Regions from separate parts of the Mus musculus genome. Here region 1 is linked to region 2. A link is a contact called in ENCODE Hi-C or POLR2A ChIA-PET data. All regions are on one chromosome and are shown on one strand. The core of a region is the stretch at or near the end of the contact, and the rest is flanking DNA. Distances in the headings are between cores, read along the strand shown.

The links. Hi-C counts contacts between places; a loop is a spot of excess contacts on that map. ChIA-PET counts read pairs that join two places held with the same protein, here RNA polymerase II (POLR2A).
Region 1: a map of regulatory T cell shows a loop between it and region 2 (2.0-fold over the local background). The contact joins the promoter of Fer1l4 here to the promoter of Ergic3 in region 2. A Hi-C loop is called at or near these places in 3 of 37 maps with a recorded cell type or tissue (Patski, left cerebral cortex and regulatory T cell). POLR2A ChIA-PET finds 5 or more read pairs at or near these places in 3 of 5 experiments (Patski and embryonic stem cell).

Annotation. Positions count from the first base shown.
Region 1 is chr2:156,049,324-156,054,277 of GRCm38, forward strand. Fer1l4 (fer-1-like 4 (C. elegans)) reads right to left here and starts at 3,670. Exons shown (of 45, transcript NM_001136556.2): 1 at 3,546-3,670; 2 at 3,238-3,293; 3 at 2,835-2,923; 4 at 2,653-2,752; 5 at 302-393; 6 at 112-153. The coding sequence starts at 3,624.
Region 2 is chr2:156,005,675-156,010,382 of GRCm38, forward strand. It overlaps Ergic3 (ERGIC and golgi 3), which reads left to right and starts at 2,354. Exons shown (of 13, transcript NM_025516.5): 1 at 2,354-2,554; 2 at 2,691-2,761; 3 at 2,890-2,977; 4 at 3,186-3,305. The coding sequence starts at 2,467. It also overlaps a transcript of 6430550D23Rik not described here.

The sequences.
Region 1 (4,954 bases), core at 2,420-4,919, 45 kb after region 2:
TCTGACCTTATCATTCAATCGCTGGAATCTCAGACTCTAGTACTAAATCATGGCACAGGCTCTTCACCCCCAAAGTGACCCTGTTTATTCCCTATCACCCCACATACTCACTCCATGTCCTGGAAGCCCACATTGGGGATGATCAACTCTAAGCTGGGAAGGAAAATAGAGAAGATGAGACCCGACTGTAGAGTGCTGAGATCACAGCACCCCGCAGACCCAAGGTGAAGGCATATGCTCTCTCTTCAGGGCGAGTTTCATCTGGGGACACCAGGCCTTGCATAGGTTACTAGACGATTACCTGTCTCGAATGGGTGTCCCAAAGTCCTCCTCTGCCCAGGTCCCAGCAGCTCCCTCAGGGGGTTGATACTTTAGGTCAAGCTCCACTTGGATCTGAAACCAAATACGGCACCCGCTGGTGCCCTCAAACTGGCATGGGGCTAAGAAGTACCAACATCTTGCACACCATCAGTAAAAAAGGGGCCTCTCCGTCTATGTCTGCAGTAGCGTGTTCCTCTCCGATTACAATAATGGTAGCACTCACAACCTTCTGCACTGCTGCTAGAAGAAGCTGCGGCAGCTTTCTTTAATGATGACCCCTGGTAGGTTGGCTACACGCCAAGGCAGGTCCTACTCCCAAGAGCAGCTGGGTAACACAAACTGAGTTTTATCAAGGGGTGAAAAATAAAGAAAACTCACAGTCGGGTGGGTAGGGAAGTGAGGATGGAGAGGGATCATGGGAAGAGTGAGGGATGAATATGATCAAATACATCCTATTAAATTCTCATAGAATTATTAAAGAATATCACGTTGTAGATGCTCACAGCCTTCTTGAGAACTAACGGCACTAGGCTTAGGAGCTTAAAGGGTGTTTGCTGTCAAGGCAGACAACTTGAGTTTGATGCCCAGAACCTACTCAATGGAGGCCAAAAACCAACTCCCAGAAGGTGTTCTCTAACTTCTACACAAAGGCTCATGTACACATAAGAAATAAATGTTTAAAGGACTGGAGAGATGGCTCAGTGGTTAAGAGCACTGGCTGCTTTTCCAGAGGACCGGGGTTCAATTCCCAGCTCCCACATGGTGACTCACAACCATCTGTAATGGGCTCCACTCCTTCTCCTGGCATGCAGATGTACATGGAGTCTGGACACATATACATAAAATACATGAATACATAACTCTTAACAAAAAATAAAATAATAAACATTTAAAAATTTTTTTGAGAAAGGGTTTTATTGTGTAGCTCTAGCTAGCCTTGAACTTATAGAGATCCACCCGCCTCTGCCTCTCTCTCTGCCTCTCTGCCTCTCTGACTGACCCTCTGCCTGACCCTCTGCCTCTGCCTCTGCCTCCTGCCTCCTGCCTCTCCTGCCTCTCCTGCCTCTCCTGCCTCTCCTGCCTCTCCTGCCTCTCCTGCCTCTCCTGCCTCTCCTGCCTCTCCTGCCTCTCCTGCCTCTCCTGCCTCTCCTGCCTCTCCTCCCTCTCCTGCCTCTCCTGCCTCTCCTGCCTCTCCTGCCTCTCCTGCCTCTCCTGCCTCTCCTGCCTCTCCTGCCTCTCCTGCCTCCTGCCTCCTGCCTCTGCCTCTGCCCGGATTAAAGATATGTGCTACCACACTCAGCTACAGATAAAATGGAGATAGGCTTGAGGCTGGGGGCACAGCTCAGTTGGGAGAGTGCTTGGCCAGCATTCAGAAAGGCTTGAGTTCAGGCTCAGCAGCACTGAAAACAATCAAACCTAAGCTTGGAATATACAAAAGCAAACACTCATATAACAAACAAACAAACAACAGGGCTCAACCTCAGCGTGCATGCCACCCATCCTGTTCTTTCACTGTTCTTGACCCTTGCATCCTGCTCCCTGACAGCTTTCCCAGTTCCAGATCCTTCTAGGTTTCTGCCCTACTCTGCACCCCAACTTCCAACATCAGCAAACCGGCGTTTTTTGGTTCTTCTGTCTGAACGCGCTCCCTTCTACTCAGTTCCGAGCACAGGCATAGTTTCCACAGGGAAAGTCTTCAGACCTCCCCCTATCACAGCCTTGTAACGGCTCTTCTGTAACACTCATGGTGGCAAACTTACTTTGTCTTGTGTGGATGGATGCTTGCTTAATGTTTGACCCCCTCATGCAGTTTGTGGGCTTCAACAAAGCAAATCTTTATCTCATTTTGCTTACCACTGAATCCTCGTTGCTCAACATCATCCTTTAACTTAACCAACGATCGAATGAAAAAAAAAGTCAAGTGTAAGACTGATTTGCCATATGTAAATGAGGAGGACAGCTTAGAGATGCTAATAACTCTTTCAGGTACACCAAAGGGAAGTAACAGTGATTTGAAGCCAAGTCCAACTCTTCTAAGGATATATGACCTTCTATGAAATGCCAGGAAAACCCTATCAGCTTCACCAATGTCTCCCATAAGAAAAGAAGTGAGCCTACCCCAAACCCAAGGAGCAATAGTACACACAGCACACCCCGGGACCCAGAAATGAGCTTCTGGCCCATGGAGAACTCAGGCAGGGGCTGCAAACAGAACTGAAGCTGGGCCAGGTGCTTGTTTCCGCTCCTGTCTGGCTCAGGATTTCTTCTCCGTTAATCCAAAACCTCTGTCTGGAGGCATCTCGGGTTGCTGAAGGTAGGCTGTCCACTTACCGGGGACACCCGGAGTCTCTCGTCCACCAGAGCTTCCCTCAACACCAAATGCCCAGCACTCTGTAGCTGCTGCAGCGAAATCACCAGGGTCCCCAGGGGCCTAGAAGAAGGGCACGGAGCAAAAGACTGAGCCAGGTGGGAGGACACCAAGCCATCACCTGGCTTCTCTCCCATCTCCTCACCTGGGGCTGAACACGCGGCTACAGTTGACCACCTGCACAGACAGACTCTCCCCAGCCAGTGGAGATCCATAGTGGGGCCAACGAAACAGCTAGGAACAGGAAGATGTTCATGATGCCAGGTGCCAGGCTGACTGACCCTCACACCTAATCCAGAGTCTATTCCCGACAGTCCACACAAGAGGCTACCTCTAGGACTGCCTGGGACAAATCCCTCCTACATGGAGATGGTGTCAATCCAGGGCTGATATGGGACTGATTGCCAATCAAGAACTAACCTCGCTAGTTTTGAGAGTAACATCTCAAACCAGGTCTGAACTGTCCAACCTGAGATCCACACCTTCCAAGCCCAGGAATGAGCCCTTCTGCCCCAGGATAGACCCGGAAAAGAACCAGCTCTACTGACCTCACCCACGTCTGCTTCTCGGCCACAGTGAATTTTCCTTGTTTTCTGGGTAAAGCCTGCTCAAAAATGAAACTAGTCATTTGTCAGCCCCTATACATATACACAGCCATTTGCCTCCCCCACCCCTGTCCCACTGTCCAGTTCCCCTCTCACACTTAGAGAAAAGTCGAAGATAGGAAAGAAGTAGAAGCCAGGGAGAAGGGAGACAGGTTAGAGAGAGCTGCCCAGGACTTAGGTTGGAGGTCTAGGGAATGAAGAATGTGGAACTCCCCAGTTCTAAAATGACAGACCAACGATACAAGTCTCACCTCGAAAGCAGAGCCTCACTTGTCGGTCATGGGTACCCGGCAGCCCTGTTAGGTGCCTCACACACACAGTCAGAGCCATGGTCACAGTGCCACCACCAGCTCTCAGGCTGCCTGCTTGCCCTTCTGCCCACCAGTGTTGCCCGTGACTCACACTGGACTCGCCCAGCAGGTTCAGCAATCCCTTCCCTGTAGTCAAACACACAGGAGGGCAGGCCTGGAGGTCACGGTTGGGGAAGGATCGAGGCTGAGCAGTGTGGGGGATAAGGTCCCTGTGGTCAGCACAGAACTCTGCCTGTACTGTCTGCGGGTGCTAAGGAGCTTGAGCCTCACTAGGATGGGAGCTGGGATAGGTAGGGATGGAGAAGAGAAGACCTCAGTGTGGTCCACGCTAGCCTCGCAGGCCTCCAAGGCATTGCTTTGGCTTTCTTTCTAGCACAGTGATAAAACACCATGACCAGAAGTAACTTAGAGAGTTGTCTTAGGGTTGCTATTGCTGTGATGAAACTCCATGATTAAAAGCAGCTTGAGGAGGAAAGGGCTTACTTCACCCGCAGTTCCAAATTAAAAAGAGCAGGAATGCACACGGGGCAGAAAGCTCAAGGCAGCAGCTGATGCAGAGGCTATGGAGTTCTGTTTACTGGCTTGTTCCTCGTGGCTTGAGAAGAACCAGAGACTACAGAGACAGGCCCAGGATTGTCTCCATCTATGAGGTGCTAAGCTCTCTCCCATCAATCACTAATTAAGAAGATACCCCCACGGGCTTTTTCTCAAAGGAGGTTCTCTCCTTTCAGAAGACATCAGCTTGTTTCAAGATGACATAAAACTACCCAGAACAATTGACTCCTTGTCAATTTGACACACCAAGGCAACAGTATTTAACAGTAGCCTCTCCTTTTTTGTTCATCCCCAAAATCCCAGATTAATAAATAACACAATGTGAATCATATTGGAAACGTAAAAGTCTCACAATCTTTACAAATTCAAACACTTAAAAAAATTCAGTCTCCTTGGGTGTGGTGGCACAATCTTTTAATCTCAGCACTCAGGAGGCAGAGGCAAGCAGATTTCGGAGTTCGAGGCCAGCCTGGTCTACAAAGTGAGTTCCAGGACAGCCAGGGCTATACAGAGAAACCCTGTCTTGAAAAAAAAAATCAATCTTTTCTAAAATAACAGTCTCTATAAAATTCCAAAATCTCTAAAGGTTCGAAGTCTCTCAATTGTGGGGTCCTGTAAAATCAAAAATACATCATGCACTTTCTTACTCCAAGAAGGAAGAACCAGGGCACAAACACAATCTAAACAAAGCAAAAGCAGACTGGGATTAACTCACAATCTTCTGGGCTCCTCCAAAGGGAAGGTCTTGCCACAGTACACAAAGCTTGTCTCAAAGACTCAGCCCAGCTCCACTC
Region 2 (4,708 bases), core at 1,104-3,603:
CTCTGAAAGGACAGCCATACGCTTAACTTTTGAGTCATCTCTCAAGCCCTTGCACACATCTTTTTTTTTTTTTTCTTTCTTTCTTTGAGACAGGGTTTCTCTGTGTAGCCCTGGCTGTCCTGGAACTCACTCTGTAGACCAGGCTGGCCTCAAACTCAGAAATCCACTTGCCTTTGCCTCTGCCTCTGCCTCCCAAATACTGGGAATAAAGGCGTGTGCCACCACGCCCGGCATGCACCCATCTTTTTAAAATGCAGGTTCTAAGGATTAATAGTTCTAAGGTCTTAAGAACAAATAGTTTTTATTCCATTTTTTTCTGGAGACCTGACAATTTACCCTTACAGAACTGATCCCTATATATGACCATATTTGACTCCAGTGTTTTGCCTCTGAGCAATCTCATGAACTCATGCATAAGTTATAACCACCTGGTACAATTTTTGTTTGGAATATTTTTATTTTTGTATGAGTGTTCTGTGTATATATATGTATATATATATATATATATATATATATATATATATGGTGCATGCCAGAAGAGGGCATCAGATCCCATTACAGATGGCTGTGAGCCACCATGTGGTTGCTGGGAGAAGGGGGCCTATGGAGGGTAACTAACTGGGCTTGTGTGTGTGATAGAAATACATTATGAATATGTATGAAGATTTCATAAACCCATTATCATGGATAATCAACATATCCTAACAAAAACATTTAAGGTCTAGATGTGGCAGCACATGCCTTTAATCTCAGCTTCTGCAAGGCAGAGGCAAGCAGAATTCAAGGCCAGCCCAGGCATAGTGAGACCCTATCTAAAATAAAATACAAAATAAAATCTTAAAAACTCTCTTTGGGTGAGCCGGGCGTGGTGGCGCACGCCTTTAATCCCAGCACTTGGGAGGCAGAGGCAGGCGAATTTCTGAGTTCGAAGCCAGCCTGGTCTACAGAGAAAAAAACAAAAACAAACAAACAAACAAAACAACAACAACAAAACCTCTTTAGGTTGACAGGAAATTGAATTCAACAGCATAAAATAGATTCCTAAAGTGGGATTTATTATCTGAAGCAAGAGTTCTACGTCAAGACCTTTAAGCTCAAGCATGGAGACTGAGCACAGCATGGTTGCTGGCTGCTCTTTCAGGGGACCCTGGTTCAGTTCCCAGCACACATTGGGTGACTCAGAACTGCCCATAAGTCCAGATTTCAGGGATCCAATGCCCCGTACTATCATCTGGTACACATAAACACATGTAGACACACATAAAAATAGTTAATAAATCTTCAAAACAGAAACCTCCCATGAGACGCTAAGAGGCTGAGGCAGGAGTCCAGGTGTTCCTGGTCAGCCAGAGCAGCAGAAAGACACTTTCTTAAAACAAAACTATTGAGCACTTTGTTTTAGTCTTTATAGCGGTATTAAGCTGTCTAGAGCTAATGGGTTACAACAGAAAGCAAATAAGGGTTTGTTTAATCTCCACTCCATAGCCTTGTCCTGGAGGGGTGGAATCAGCGAACGTCTTTATTTTATTTATTGACCCACACTGGGATTAGCACTTGGACGCTGTTTAAGAACCCAGGGTACTCTGAAGTCCAGAACTGGGTTCCACTATTGATCAGTTTAAGCTTGAAAAAAAAAGCAAAGTTAACACCCACTCTCTTTTAAAAATAACTTATAGATTATATTTACTTTTTTGTGAGTGTAGTCAAGGGCACGCCACGGCATTCATATGGAGGTCAGAGGACATTTTGCAAGAATCAGTTTTTTTCCACCATGTGGGTCCTGGGTATAGAACTCAGAATTGGCAGCAAATGCCTTCACCTTGCAAGCCAGTTAATACCCACTTCCCCCTGCAGAGATTCTCATGCCTTAACCGCATTGGAAACACCTTGGAGCCACTTTTGACTTTCTAATGAGGGAACCAATGATTTCCTTGGAACCGATTTCTTTCTTTCTTTTTTCTTTTGTAATTTTTCAAGCCAGGGTTTCTTTGCGTAACATCCCTGGCTGTCTTGGAACTCTCTTTGTAACCCAGGCTGAACTCGAACTCACAGACATCCGCTTGACTCTGTCTTCTGAGTGCTGGGATTAAAGAGTGCGCCCACCCCGGTTTGGAACCAATTCTAATTAACGCTGCGGTGGCTCTGGCGGGGTCAAGTTGGAAGCGCTGTCCTAAGAGATCCAAAGGTCCAAGGAGAGGCACTTACCACAGGTGCTGTCACTCCGCACCCAAGCACCGCCCTCTGTGCTCCCAGCCCGCCCCTCTCGGAGCACTGCCCAATCCGCGCGAGGAGGCGTGACAATGTCCACAAGCTAGACTGCCTTTGAGGAGGCAGGTGAGGGGGTGGAGCCCCACTTACGCACCGCTACGCCTGCGCAAGACAGCGAGGGGCGTGACCCCGGGTCCAGGCCGGAAGCGGGAGGCTGGAGGGGCGGGCCGGCTGGTGTCCCCTTTCCGGCCGGTCCCCATGGAGGCGCTGGGGAAGCTGAAGCAGTTCGATGCCTACCCTAAGACTCTGGAGGACTTCCGGGTCAAGACCTGCGGGGGTGCCACGGGTAGGTCTCGGCGCGGGCAGGGTTGCAAGGAGGGAGCTGTCCTCGCGTTCGGCCCGGGCTCCCGGACCCTCCGTGGCCTGCTAAGGGGCTGAGGGGTGGGATATAGGCCGTTCCAAATCTCGCTCTCGCCCTGCAGTGACCATCGTCAGTGGCCTTCTCATGCTCCTGCTTTTCCTATCGGAGTTGCAGTATTATCTCACTACGGAGGTGAGGGGCGTGGCCTAGAGCGTGGGCGGGGCCTGGCATTCTAAGGGCAGGACCCTTAAAGGTGGGAGAGGGGAGGAGAGGCGAGGAGAGGCATAGGGGCGAATCTGACTGAGGTAGACATGCTCTAGGTGCATCCTGAGCTCTACGTGGACAAGTCTCGGGGGGATAAACTGAAGATCAACATCGATGTTCTTTTCCCGCACATGCCTTGTGCCTGTGAGTACCCGATTGTGAGTGGGGAGTTGGACTCCTGGACGTAGGGTGGGCTTCCAGATTTACACCTCTGGCCTTAGATCCCAGAGTGAATGCCAGGCCATCCTCATTCCCCGAGTCCATTTCTTCCTCAAGATACATCTTTCCCATCAAAGCTCAGCTCTCCGGGTCCCTGGTGTCGTAGCGCCTTAGCTTGCCTCTCTGTTTCCAGACTTGAGCATCGATGCCATGGACGTGGCCGGGGAGCAGCAGCTGGATGTGGAACACAACCTGTTCAAGAAACGACTAGACAAGGATGGCGTCCCCGTGAGCTCAGAGGCTGAACGGCACGGTAACCAGGGGAGGGGGACAGGTCTCCGATCCTACAGCTGGACATGCCTGCCTTCCACACATGGGCCGTTGCAGGCTCAGTGACACCGTAGACAGAAGTCAGCTGGCTTGCTTAGGGTTCTACAACTATTAAAAATCAAGAGTCAGTTGAATCCATGCTTCTGGTATTGGAACATTGAGTAGAATACCTTAGGGGCTGGAGAGAGGGCCCAGTGGTTAAGAGCAAGACACTTTGCTCGGTTATCGTTTCTCAAGCTTGAACATGGGTCTTCCTTAGGTAAAGGAAGTTTGCTTGTCCACCTCATTGGCTAGAGTACTGTCCCCCGTTGCAGTGCGAGTATCCTAAGATTAAGAGCTTAAATTCTCGAGTAGAGTTGCCTGGGTTCGGATCTAGCATTGTCTTGCAGTTTGTGAGCATGATGCAGGGCTGGATGCAATACAGATGGGTCTCAGCTTACAACACTCTGACTTGGAGATGGTTTGAAAGCACGCCTGTACAACCATTCAGGTCTTCACTTTGCGTAGAGGACTCAGTCATTGGAGGTACTCGGTGCTTTGTTAGGAACTAGTCTTCATGTCAGATGGTTTGCCCAGCTGTTGGCTGGGTAAGTATTCTGAGAATGTTTAAGGCAGTATCAGTTAAGCTATAATGTTCTGTGTCTTAGATGTATTAAGTGCATTCTAAAATATGACATTTTACCATGGGAAACCTCATCCTGAGTTGGGGGAATCAGTAATATATAATCAGTACACAACCCATAAGTAATCTTTTTTTAAAGATTTTATTTATTGTTTTTTTGTTTGTTTGTTTGTTTGTTTGTTTGTATTTTCGAGACAGGGTTTTTCTGTGTAGCCCTGGCTGTCCTAGAACTCACTCTGTAGACCAGGCTGTTCTTGAAGGTTTTATTTATTGTTAAGTACACACTGTAGCTGTCTTCAGACACACCAGAAGAGGGCATCAGACCTCATTACAGATGGTTGTGAGCCACCATGTGGTTGCTGGGATTTGAACTCAGGACCTTTGGAAGAGCAGTTGGTGCTCTTAACCACTGAGCCATATCTCCAGCCCATAAGTAATCTTTCTAAAAGACCTGGTATAGAGTGTACACTTTGAGCAGTTTCCCTAAGTTGCTGTCTCTGTTACCCTCAGCCCATCTCACTGTGTAGAACTCACAGATCCTCTTGCCTCTGTCTCGCAAGTGCTAGGGTTAAAGGTATGGGCTACTATCCCAGTCTCAGAGTCTAAGGGGATGGAACAGGGCAACAGGAACTTGCCTGTACCAACTGACTCTTAGTGTTTACTGCTGTTTTCTGATACTGAGTATATGTAATGGCCTTAACACCTGACCATCATGTATGTGGCTGGTTTTCCCCAGCCCAGGGACTTATGTGGGAGGGAGCTGT